Regions from separate parts of the Mus musculus genome. Here region 1 is linked to region 2. Evidence: chromatin loops called from intact Hi-C (ENCODE). Cell type or tissue: left cerebral cortex. All regions are shown on one strand.

The links. Hi-C counts contacts between places; a loop is a spot of excess contacts. Peaks named below come from ENCODE experiments on the same cell type or tissue, not always from the same donor. Only the 100,000 strongest peaks of a DNase experiment are listed, where the experiment ranks them.
Region 1: it touches region 2 in a loop (4-fold over the local background); 4 of 42 quality-filtered maps call a loop at or near these places.

What each region holds. Positions count from the first base shown.
Region 1 is chr2:34,516,846-34,521,845 of GRCm38, reverse strand. Mapkap1 (mitogen-activated protein kinase associated protein 1) reads right to left here. Exons shown (of 12, transcript NM_177345.4): 6 at 2,997-3,173. Among named protein-coding and RNA genes, the nearest start is that of Gm34178, 56 kb to the left of the region's middle. In left cerebral cortex, a CTCF peak has its summit at 2,109 (motif pointing right); a DNase peak (open chromatin) is centred at 2,102.
Region 2 is chr2:34,023,553-34,028,552 of GRCm38, reverse strand. C230014O12Rik (RIKEN cDNA C230014O12 gene) reads left to right here. Exons shown (of 4, transcript NR_130173.1): 3 at 2,596-2,754. Among named protein-coding and RNA genes, the nearest start is that of Gm39793, 64 kb to the right of the region's middle. In left cerebral cortex, CTCF peaks have their summits at 1,536 (motif pointing right) and 2,652 (motif pointing left); DNase peaks (open chromatin) are centred at 1,005 and 2,648.

The DNA of each region.
Region 1 (5,000 bases), 490 kb before region 2:
ATCCAGCTCTCCCTCTCTAAGGGCTGTTTTAATAAATCACAACAGGAACAGCAGCTAGCACAAAAGGTAACGCTTACCCACACCAGACATAGTTCCAAGCTTTCTATCTAATACCTACTACTGACCTGCAAGGTTGATAGCATTTATCACCATGTAACTAAGCCAGAAAAACTTATGGAATCCACCAGGATCAAACACATCAGTAAGGACAAGGTCAGGCTGGGAGCAGACTGGCTCCAAGGCCTTGATGACCTTTCCTGAATTGAGTAGTGGCTTGAAGGTCAGCCCTCAAAGAATGGGATCTCCCTGACAGGTAAGACCACACCAGTAGCCCTCCCTGACCATCACCCTTCATATGACATAGAGTCACGTGTAGGCTTGGGAACAGTGTTGTGCAGCCTTGGTTCTCACAGCTCCACATTGATCATAATAAAAACAGGGGCACGCCTTTAATCCCAGCACTCGGGAGGCAGAGGCAGTCGAATTTCTGAGTTCGAGGCCAGCCTGGTCTACAGAGTGAGTTCCAGGACAGCCAGGGCTACACAGAGAAACCCTGTCTCAAAGAAAAAAAAAAAAGGCAGTTTTCACAGTTGGCTCCTTAGTTTACTACTTACTGTCAAGCCTATTTTCCTAACACCTTCAGCTCAGGGTTTTTCCTGCTAGAGGAGACAGAGGTGGGAGGAAGAAAGGAAGGAAACAAAAAGGAGGAGCTAAGCTCTTCTCCCTTTGCTGACACAAACAAGACATGTCTCTGAAGACTCCTAACTAAAGGTCTCCCAGGCTTAGAATGTGGACCAGATAGGCAGGTGGGAGGCCACTCAGCCCAATACACACACAGAGTAAATAGTCTGCACTATTTCATCAGACACCTGAGAAAAAAGGCAGTTTCTTGATGCTTTTCTTCTAAGTTGGTACATCTTTCAGAAGGCTGCTTGAAAATGAAGTCAGAATTTGGGCTGAGGAATAAGTCAGTAGTGGAACACTCACCTCACATATTGTCCTGAGTTCAGGTCTCAGCACAAATATTAATTTGTACGCACTGACTAACAACCCTGCTTACTTAAAGGCAATGACCCTAAGAAGTACTTCAACAGGACACAGGAATCCAGAAGACTGTCGTTACTTAAGAAAATCCAAACCCAGCAGATAGCCCAGTACTCTGTGCACCTCATGTGTTCATGCTTAGGTGCTTAACACATTTATGGTTTTGGTCTTGTTGTTTTTCGTTTTTTTAACAACTGTGTTCTTATTAGGTAGTGATCTTCATGAGAAAATAAGATTTTTCTCTGCCTAGAAGATGTCTCCATCTAGATTTCTGGCACAAAGTAACTATAGATTACAGGAATTAAGAGTATTGAAACACGTAACACTATTACAGTGTTAGGCAAATATAATGTAACACACAAATGAAATTGTAATTGCTATATCCTTGGAAATGGTTACAGGAATCAGACAGCCTGAGGAGCTGTTCCATGTGTGAAATGCCTGCCGCTGGACACAGTGGTGCACATCTGGGGTGGGGGTGAGGACATGGACCAACACAGGCAGATCCTGAGAGCTCTCTGGCCAGCCTACCTAGACAAAAAATTTTAAGGGCCAGGTTTTTTGAGATATTGTCTAAGCCTAAGGTGGAAAAGCAACTGAAAAAGGTACTGGCCTCTGGTTTCACCTGTGTATGTATGCATGGGTCCATGTGAGGGTTATCTCAGTTTTATTAGGAAGGCAGAATCACTTCATAACTTTTAAATTATTTTAAAAACTATGTAATTTAAAATTATTCTAGGTGTTCTGTAAAGCTGTTGTTTTTGCACCTCAGAAATGAAAATGGGAGGGAAAATAATGCTCTTTTGTAGATCAAATCTGACTTGAGAGCAGACATGAGGCAGCCACTGGTGAGGCTGGAGAGGCTGCTCCCAGCTCACCCCTGGCACCTGAGTCTATTCCTGCTCAAGGGGAGAAAGACCTAGAATTCTCACACATCGCATGCTGCACAATCCAATCTTCCTAAGTCTCAGACAAAGGAGTCTGTCTGAAAGGGACAGGAGGAGCTCCTTCAGCGCAATCTCTCATGAGGACTACGAGAGTTTGCTGGTTTCAAACAGCAGGGGGTGCCAAAGGGATCACTATTAATCCCAGGAGATAGCCAGGAGAGGGAGATTAGAGGTGTAGGTTAGCCTCACTTAGGTTAGGCTCACCCGCAGCTGCACGGGTCCCACCTGCAGGCCTTAGCATTCCTCAATGGAAAGTGGAAGCAACAATTCAGAGCTGAATGAGCTGCTGCTGCAGATGATGCGCAGACATCTTAGCAACACCACTGTCTGCTACAAATAGTGCAGACTCCTGAGGCAGCAATACTTAGACTCATTGCTGCTCTGAATCAACAGGCTTTAAGAGCGATGGTTGGAACCCCTCTTGGGTCTTGTTAGGCAATCTATTAATAAAGGTAGATATAACATTACATATAGAGTTATTTAATGATCTGTTGATTTTCAATATAAGAGAGTCTTTTTATATTCCAATGAATTTTATTTTATGTACGTACACATACTTTTCTGAGAATGATGTTTTAAGGCTTTCCCAGATTGACAGAAGCACAGAGCAGGCAGAGTCTAATGGAAGGCAACAGAGGAAAAACAAAGAGAGTCTGAACCAGTTGGAGAGAAAAGTATTTTAAGTCACAATAGAAAAATGGCCACAATATGCATTTTCATTTAGGCTGGTGTCCTTGATTAGAAAGGGGCAAACCCAGATACTCCTTCCCAGGCTCCTAGTCACCACTGCTCACAGAGGTGACATCTGTAGACATGCTGTTCCCAGATCTATCACAGGCTGCACATGTCCTGCACATGTCCTAGGTACAGAAGCACAAAACAGCAATGCACATGTTCCCAAATTGTTCTGCAAGTAACCAGGTGAGCAGATGTTCCAGGTAACACACATAATTCCCCTGATAAACAAGGCTAGAAGGTCAGGTGACACACCAAGGAAGTACTCACATTCGAACAAAGAGCGACTCTTTGGAGGTCAGACCAGGAGAGGAGTATTTTTCAACCAGGGCCAAAGTACTGAAGCCAAACTTATGAATGGGCTCATTGGAATCCAGTGGCGGAAAATCCGTGTCGACCTCCCCATCATCCTCAGCAATATGCAGGCAGTAGGCACTGACATTGTCACTGAAAACAAAACCATAAAGGCAAGTGAGTGCTGCAGGAAGGGACATGTAACCAGACAGTATGGCCCAGCCAGCACATCAACCCTGCTGTTCTCTACCCTCAGTCCAGGATATGCTGAGCATCCCTAACACTTGTTAAAAAGACAAAAGTATCTTTTTCACACGTGTCATTTCTCTAACATTCACTGGACACTTATTAGAGATAAGACCTAGAACTAAGTCCTTGAGATGAAAAGTGAGATTTAATGTTGGCTCAAAGGAAGCTCATAATACAGAGGGGGAGTAAGCACTCCAGTACAGCACTACAGAATACACTGGCAAACAAAGGGAAAGGACTGCTGGAGAGGCCCTGATGCACACCCAGGGAAGCCTGGTAACTAAGACTAGCCGCAGACTTCCTTCCTTAAAAAGTAGCTGCTTCTTTGGGTAAGATCTGATTCCAAACACCATAGAACCTTAGCTGAATAAAAGCAAATGGCATGATTTACCCTGGTGCTCATACCTGGTCCTTGGACCACTTCTGGACACGTTCTGTTTCTCTATCATGTCCAGCCAGAAGTCTTGACCTTTTAGAATCAACAAACACCTTTCCCCTTGAGGGACAATAAAAAGGCAATTTATACATACTGATAGGACACTAACACAATTTACAAGTTAAAATTAGGGCTAGCTATAGTTGGTAGAGTGCTCATCGAGTATGTATAAAGTCCTGTGTCTAATCCTCAGCACTGCATAAATCAGATGTGGAGGATTTTAATCCCAGCACTTAGAAGGTAGAGGTAGAAGGATGACAAGTTCAAGGTTATCCTTGGCTACATAGCTAGCAGGCCTGGGATACACAAGACCTGTGACTGTGTAAATAAATGAATGCTGAAACCACTGGTGTGCTCCAGAGAGGGCTGGGAAATCACAAGCCTGCTAGCATGAAGGCAGGCAGCTTCAGAAGTATAATCTAATAGTTCAAAAGGCAGGAGAACTCTAAATTCTGCAGCTCAAATTTGGAATTTTAATTATGTGATTGATGCTTTAATTAATTAATTCCAAAGTGTATGCTAATTGTTTAATTGGTTGCTTGATCTATATAGATCATTTTTTGAATTAAATGAGTTGATTTACAAAGTTTATTGATTGGATGTGACAATGAATTATTGCACTGACTACCTGATTTGCAATTTTCCCAGTTAATTCACAATCTTTAGCTGCAACTCTGTGTACCGAGAGAGCCTAATTCAGGGAATCTACACTCAGTGTTTCTGTCAAGGCTGGGAAGTATTTATTGTATAAAACAGGTAATAGGGACAGATGAAAATTAATGGAAACATAAATCTGCTAAGTGGATTGATAACTTTACATTGTCACTTTACATTACATGTGTTTGCAATGTTGGTAAGAAAAAAGTTCCTGTCTGAGTGTGGGAACTCCTAGATTTTTACAGCAATCTGTCTATCACAAAGTGTGTGCAGAAATAGATGCTCTTTAGAGGCAAAAATGGCATGGGAGACCCAAGTTAAATTATCAGCTCCATGGCTCTTGGGCTACATGAGTTCAGAATAAGCATCAATAGTCCTATTTTCCATTTCTACATCCATAACAAGGTCCTAATGTCCTAATTCAGGATTAGATTCAGTGATGTATATAGATCCTATAGCAAGCACACAGAATCTAAAGATGAGATGACTATAGTAAGGTCAGATGGGAACCAGCTTAACGATGTACAGAGTAGCAACAGGGCAGCTCATTCTGGGCAGGTCTCTCTCTGAGTTTAATGGGGCTGCTATGCTGCAGTCTTGGGGCTGCTGTAGCTCTAGGGTTTTATAAGCAGGGCAGA
Region 2 (5,000 bases):
AAGTTTCAAGGCTCCCCCACTGAGGCTGGCTGTGTTCAAACTTTAGTGCTTGTTCTGGCTAGTTTTATTAAACCAGCTGGTTCGTTACTTTGGCACAAGCTAGAGACATTGGAAAGGAAGGAGCCTCAATTGAGAAAATGCCTCCATGAGGTTAGGATGTAGGCAAACCTGTAGTCAGTAATGTGGAGCATAAGCTAAATAAACCCTTCTTAATTAGTGATTGATGGGGGATGGGGTGCGGTGGGGAAGGCCCAGCTCATTGTGGGTGGTGCCATTCCTGGGCTGGTGATCCTGGGTTCTAGAAGAAAACGGGCTAAGCAAGCCAGTAAGCATCGTCTGCCCATGGTCTCTGCAATTAGCTCCTGTCTCCAGGTTCCAGCCCTGTTTGAGTTCCTGTCTTGACTCCCATCAGTGATGTATGATGTGGAGGCAGACCCTAAGTAAACCCTTTCCTCCCCAAGTTGGCTTGGTCATGGTAGTAAAGCATCTAAGACAGTAGTTTTCTTGCCTATCCTAAGGGTTCCATCCTCACGTCAGCTTAGAGCTGCTTCCCTCTGGATTTAATTAAAGTCCTGAGTCCCTGGGGTGCTGTGGCCCCTTTGGTACCAGACTGACCTCCTGCAGGCTCTCCTGAGCCTCTGTGCCTCTTAGTGCTTAGCCAAGTTTCTTTGGTCAACCATTGGACTAATGACTAGCCAGGCGTGGGCAGTCATGGAAGGCAAGATCTCAGCCCCGCCTAGGTTCGGAAGCCTGGCCAGAGAGGCACCAGTGCAGACATGGATTGGAATGCCAGGCCCCTTCTGAACCTCAAGCTTGCTGGAGAGGTGGGGTGACTTCATCTCTTGACTTCCCAGGCGGTTCCCTTAGCAACGGGGCCTCGCTTTGACAGCCGCCTTTGCAGACAGTCTGTTTTCCAGAGGGGGGCTCTTTACCCTACTGCCTTTCACTCATTAAGTGAGAGTCGCTGCAGGGGTGTGAAGCCCAGACTCCCTGCAGTCTCATAGAGCCAGAGCTGTACCCACAGCCCAGCCTATCCAGGCTGCCCCTGGAGCCAGCAGCCCACAGACTGATCCTGTCTCTACAGGTCTGTTGTCTGCCGCGCAACACACATCTTGTGGCTCCCACGGAACTGAAGCCGGCTTCTCTACCTTCACCCTCTGCCCCCTCCTTGCTTTTTCTACCTCCTGACTTCTCTCTTCCCACCAGCACACCTGCAATCCACCTGTCTTTCACACTCACATTAGCAGTTAAAGCGTCTGTGCTGACATTTGATGATCTTAATATAGGCCCTGGTGACAGAGGAACAAGAAGAGCACAGAGTTTGCGCATTGCTGGAGAGTAGACTCCTCCCCCCGAATCCCTGACTCCTCCCCACAGTCCCTGTCTGAGCTCAGAAATCTCCCCTTCCACATTGTGGGGAGGGCTTCAACAGGTCCCACAGACTGTGTGGCGTGTGATGGCTTTACCTCCTTCGTGTAGCCTTCTCCCTCCAGATGACCAAGAAGGATGATAATAAAACCTACCACCAGGGGTCAGGTTCATCGGGTGCCCCCTTTGTGCCCTACCCAGGGGGCATGTACCCCCAGGTTAGTGTTAGCATGCAGCTAGCAGTTACCCTACTTCACAGATTAGAAAAAGGAGCTTCGGACATACTTAAGGTTAGCTAACATGGTTAAAGGAGAGAGTACGACGGTGAGCTGAACACGTGCCATGCGTGGTTAGCTGGCCAGGAAGAGGGGTGGGTCACTGGGAAAGTAGGGGAGGGGCATCTTGAAGGACGCTGAGAGGGTGGAGACGGAAGGCAGAAATGGAGTCGCAGAGATGGTGAAGGAAAGTCACTACACTGGAGTGTCTCAAGAGGAGGGTGGAGTCAACGCTTCTGGGACTCAGAAGAACAGGGTCACGTGTCTGAGCAACACTGTTGGTGACCATGAAAGGCACAGTTGATGAAGGGGTAGAAGACACTAGATCTTCTAAGCAGTGGGCAAAGGTATTTACTGAGAGAACAGGGCCATCAGGGAGGCCATTCCCCTGGGAATTCTGGCCCTGGGGTACAGTAGGGAGAAACGGATACCTGAACCTCATGAACCGCTATTTGCTCGATCTGTAGGCAAAGAGCGTGTTGATGAGAGCCACCAGGACAGGACAGGGGCTCCAGTTTGGACTTGGTATGGTTGGGTGGGCCAGGAGAAAGTTCTACTACCTCTTACCCTCCAAAAGGAGGCAGGATGAAGCCCAATTGGAGGAGCTGTGACTTCAGCAGTCCCGGGAAAAGAGAGGGAGGGGTTGAGGAGCACAGAAGCTGTCCGAGTGTTTGTGACCTCTTCACCTCCTGGACACATACCCCAAGGAAAACAATTGAAAAGATGCAAAGTTTAATTTGGACACAGTTCAGCCCGTGGCTGGCTGGCGTCCATTGCTTTAGTCTGAGGTGGAGCAGGATATCGTGCCAAGTCTCTATGATAGAGGAGGCTGCTCACTTCATGGGGGCCAGCAAGCGCTGAGGGGATGGGGGGTGGGGGGTGGAGGGTGGGTTGCAAGGTCACAATATCATCTTCAAAGACTCACCCTTAATGACCTACTTCCTCCAAATAGACTCCACCTCCTAAAGGGTTCATCCACCTATCAATAGCGCCACCAGCTGGGGAACAGATGAACAACACCGGAACTCTGGGAATCCAGTTCAAATCTGACTGTATTGCCCGAGAGAAGAGTGTCAGGGAGGCAGGACTCAGAGGAATGCAGCTGCACCAGGTGATCTTGCCATCCTTTTGTAATGGCCACTATTCCACCCTTCCCCATTGAACAAGTAGAGTGGAGTGTGTCACAGGCGCTCTTAGAGCTACTGTGGAAGAGGTAATGCTCATTGCAACTGGTCCTCTGTGTGTGTGTGTGTGTGTGTGTGTGTGTGTGTGTGTGCGCGTGCACACATGTGTTTTCCAACTTTTCTTTTTGTTATTTTGTTTTTGTGTTCTTCCCTGAAGACCACCTCACATTGAGGCCACGTGTCTCTTTATAAATTCCACATCTAGTGACATCCCATCAGCAACTGAAGGCCTGCTGTGATGGGAGAATTTACACCACAGAAATTGCCCAGAGCCCCTTATCAGGGCTGCTTCCCCTGGGAAAACTGGTTGCTCAGTACTGCTCCTCATGTCTCAGAAAGCTTGCCTTGACTAATGCAGAAAGAAATATATACATATATTCTATTATCATATATATGTATGTAACATATATTCTATTACCATATATATGTATGTATGTATGTATGTATGTATATGATAAGATCAAAAGAAAGTAAAGGGGGCAATCACATTATGTGATTATTTACCTAGGAAATTTGAAAGAACAAGCAGGAACTATTACAATTAATCAGGAATTCAGTAAATGCTGACTTGAAAGAAATATTCAAAAAAATCAATGGCTTTGCTGTGTACTTACATTAATCACCCGGAATGTATGATGGGAAAAGATGACATTCACAATAGCCACAAAGACAGAAAATATCCAACAACAAGCTCAGTCATAAATGTGTGAGGCTAAAACTTCACATGAAAATGAGAATTGACTGCATAAAAGCACAGCCGGCTGGGCCGGTGGAAAAGAAGATTAAAAATTGTCAATTCCATTAAGATTAATCCATACATTTAATTCAGTTCCAATGAAATCCCAAATGTATTTTCTTGCAACATCAGTTCATTGGGAGTTATAAATAGACAAGAACGGCTAAGAACATCTTAATAAATGAAATTGATCAGGGCAGGAGGAGCTTCTGAGGTCAGACATTTAAATGCAGGTGTCGAGGTGTTCCGTTGCCCACTGTCCACGCTGTTCTAAAATAGCTCCCATCCACAGACTGAGTGAGTGAGCCTAGGAGAACACTTGGGCACGTGCACCAAGCCCAGCACCACAAAAGCTGGGCCTTGTGGGGCACACCGGTCACTCCAGCACTTGGGAGGTGGAGGCAGGTGAATCAAGGTTCAAGGTCATCCTTAGCTACATATGGAGTTCAGGGCCAGCTTGAGCTGCGTGAGACCCTGCCTCAAAAGGAAAACAAAAGTAAGCAAACACACACAGGGCTACACATGCCTCAGAAACACAACTACACACACTCACACACACATACACACATTTACACACATATACACACACTCACACACACATACACATACTCACACACATATATACACACTCACACTAACACATGCACACACATATATATGCACACCCACACACATGTACACACACTCATGCACACAGTAACACAAGCACACACATACACACTCACATACACACACTCACACACACGTGCATACACTAACACATGCACACACATACACACTCACATACACATACATTCACAGATACTCACACACATGTATATACACTAACACACATGCACACATACACACTCACATATGCACATATACATACACACAGTAACACACATGCACACTCACATACACATATATACATACATGCACTCACACACACACACACATATATATATATATATATACATATACACACATACACACACTCACAAACATATACACACATAACACACATACACACATATACACACACTCACACATATACACATACATACATACTAGCACACACATACATACACACGCTCACAACACTTCCAGTGAGTTAATAAGTGAATGAATAAGCCAAAACACCTTGCAGATTTATATAATAAGACAAAACAGTAAAATCGGCATAATTAAACAAATGAGCCGACGCAGGAAAATAACTGAGGTGTGCATAGCTATTTATTATATAATGAAAGTGGCATTTCAAATCAGTAGGGGAAACATAAATTATTTAATAAATAGTGCTAGAATAGTTGGTTAACCATTTGAAAAAATAAAGTTAGACAATTGGATGCATATTAGCAACTAGATCTATTAAGCGAGTTGTTGCCTGGATATGATCGGATGTGATGGACCAGTGAAACCCATGTGGAAGCCAGGTGTGGTGGCACAGGCCTGTGG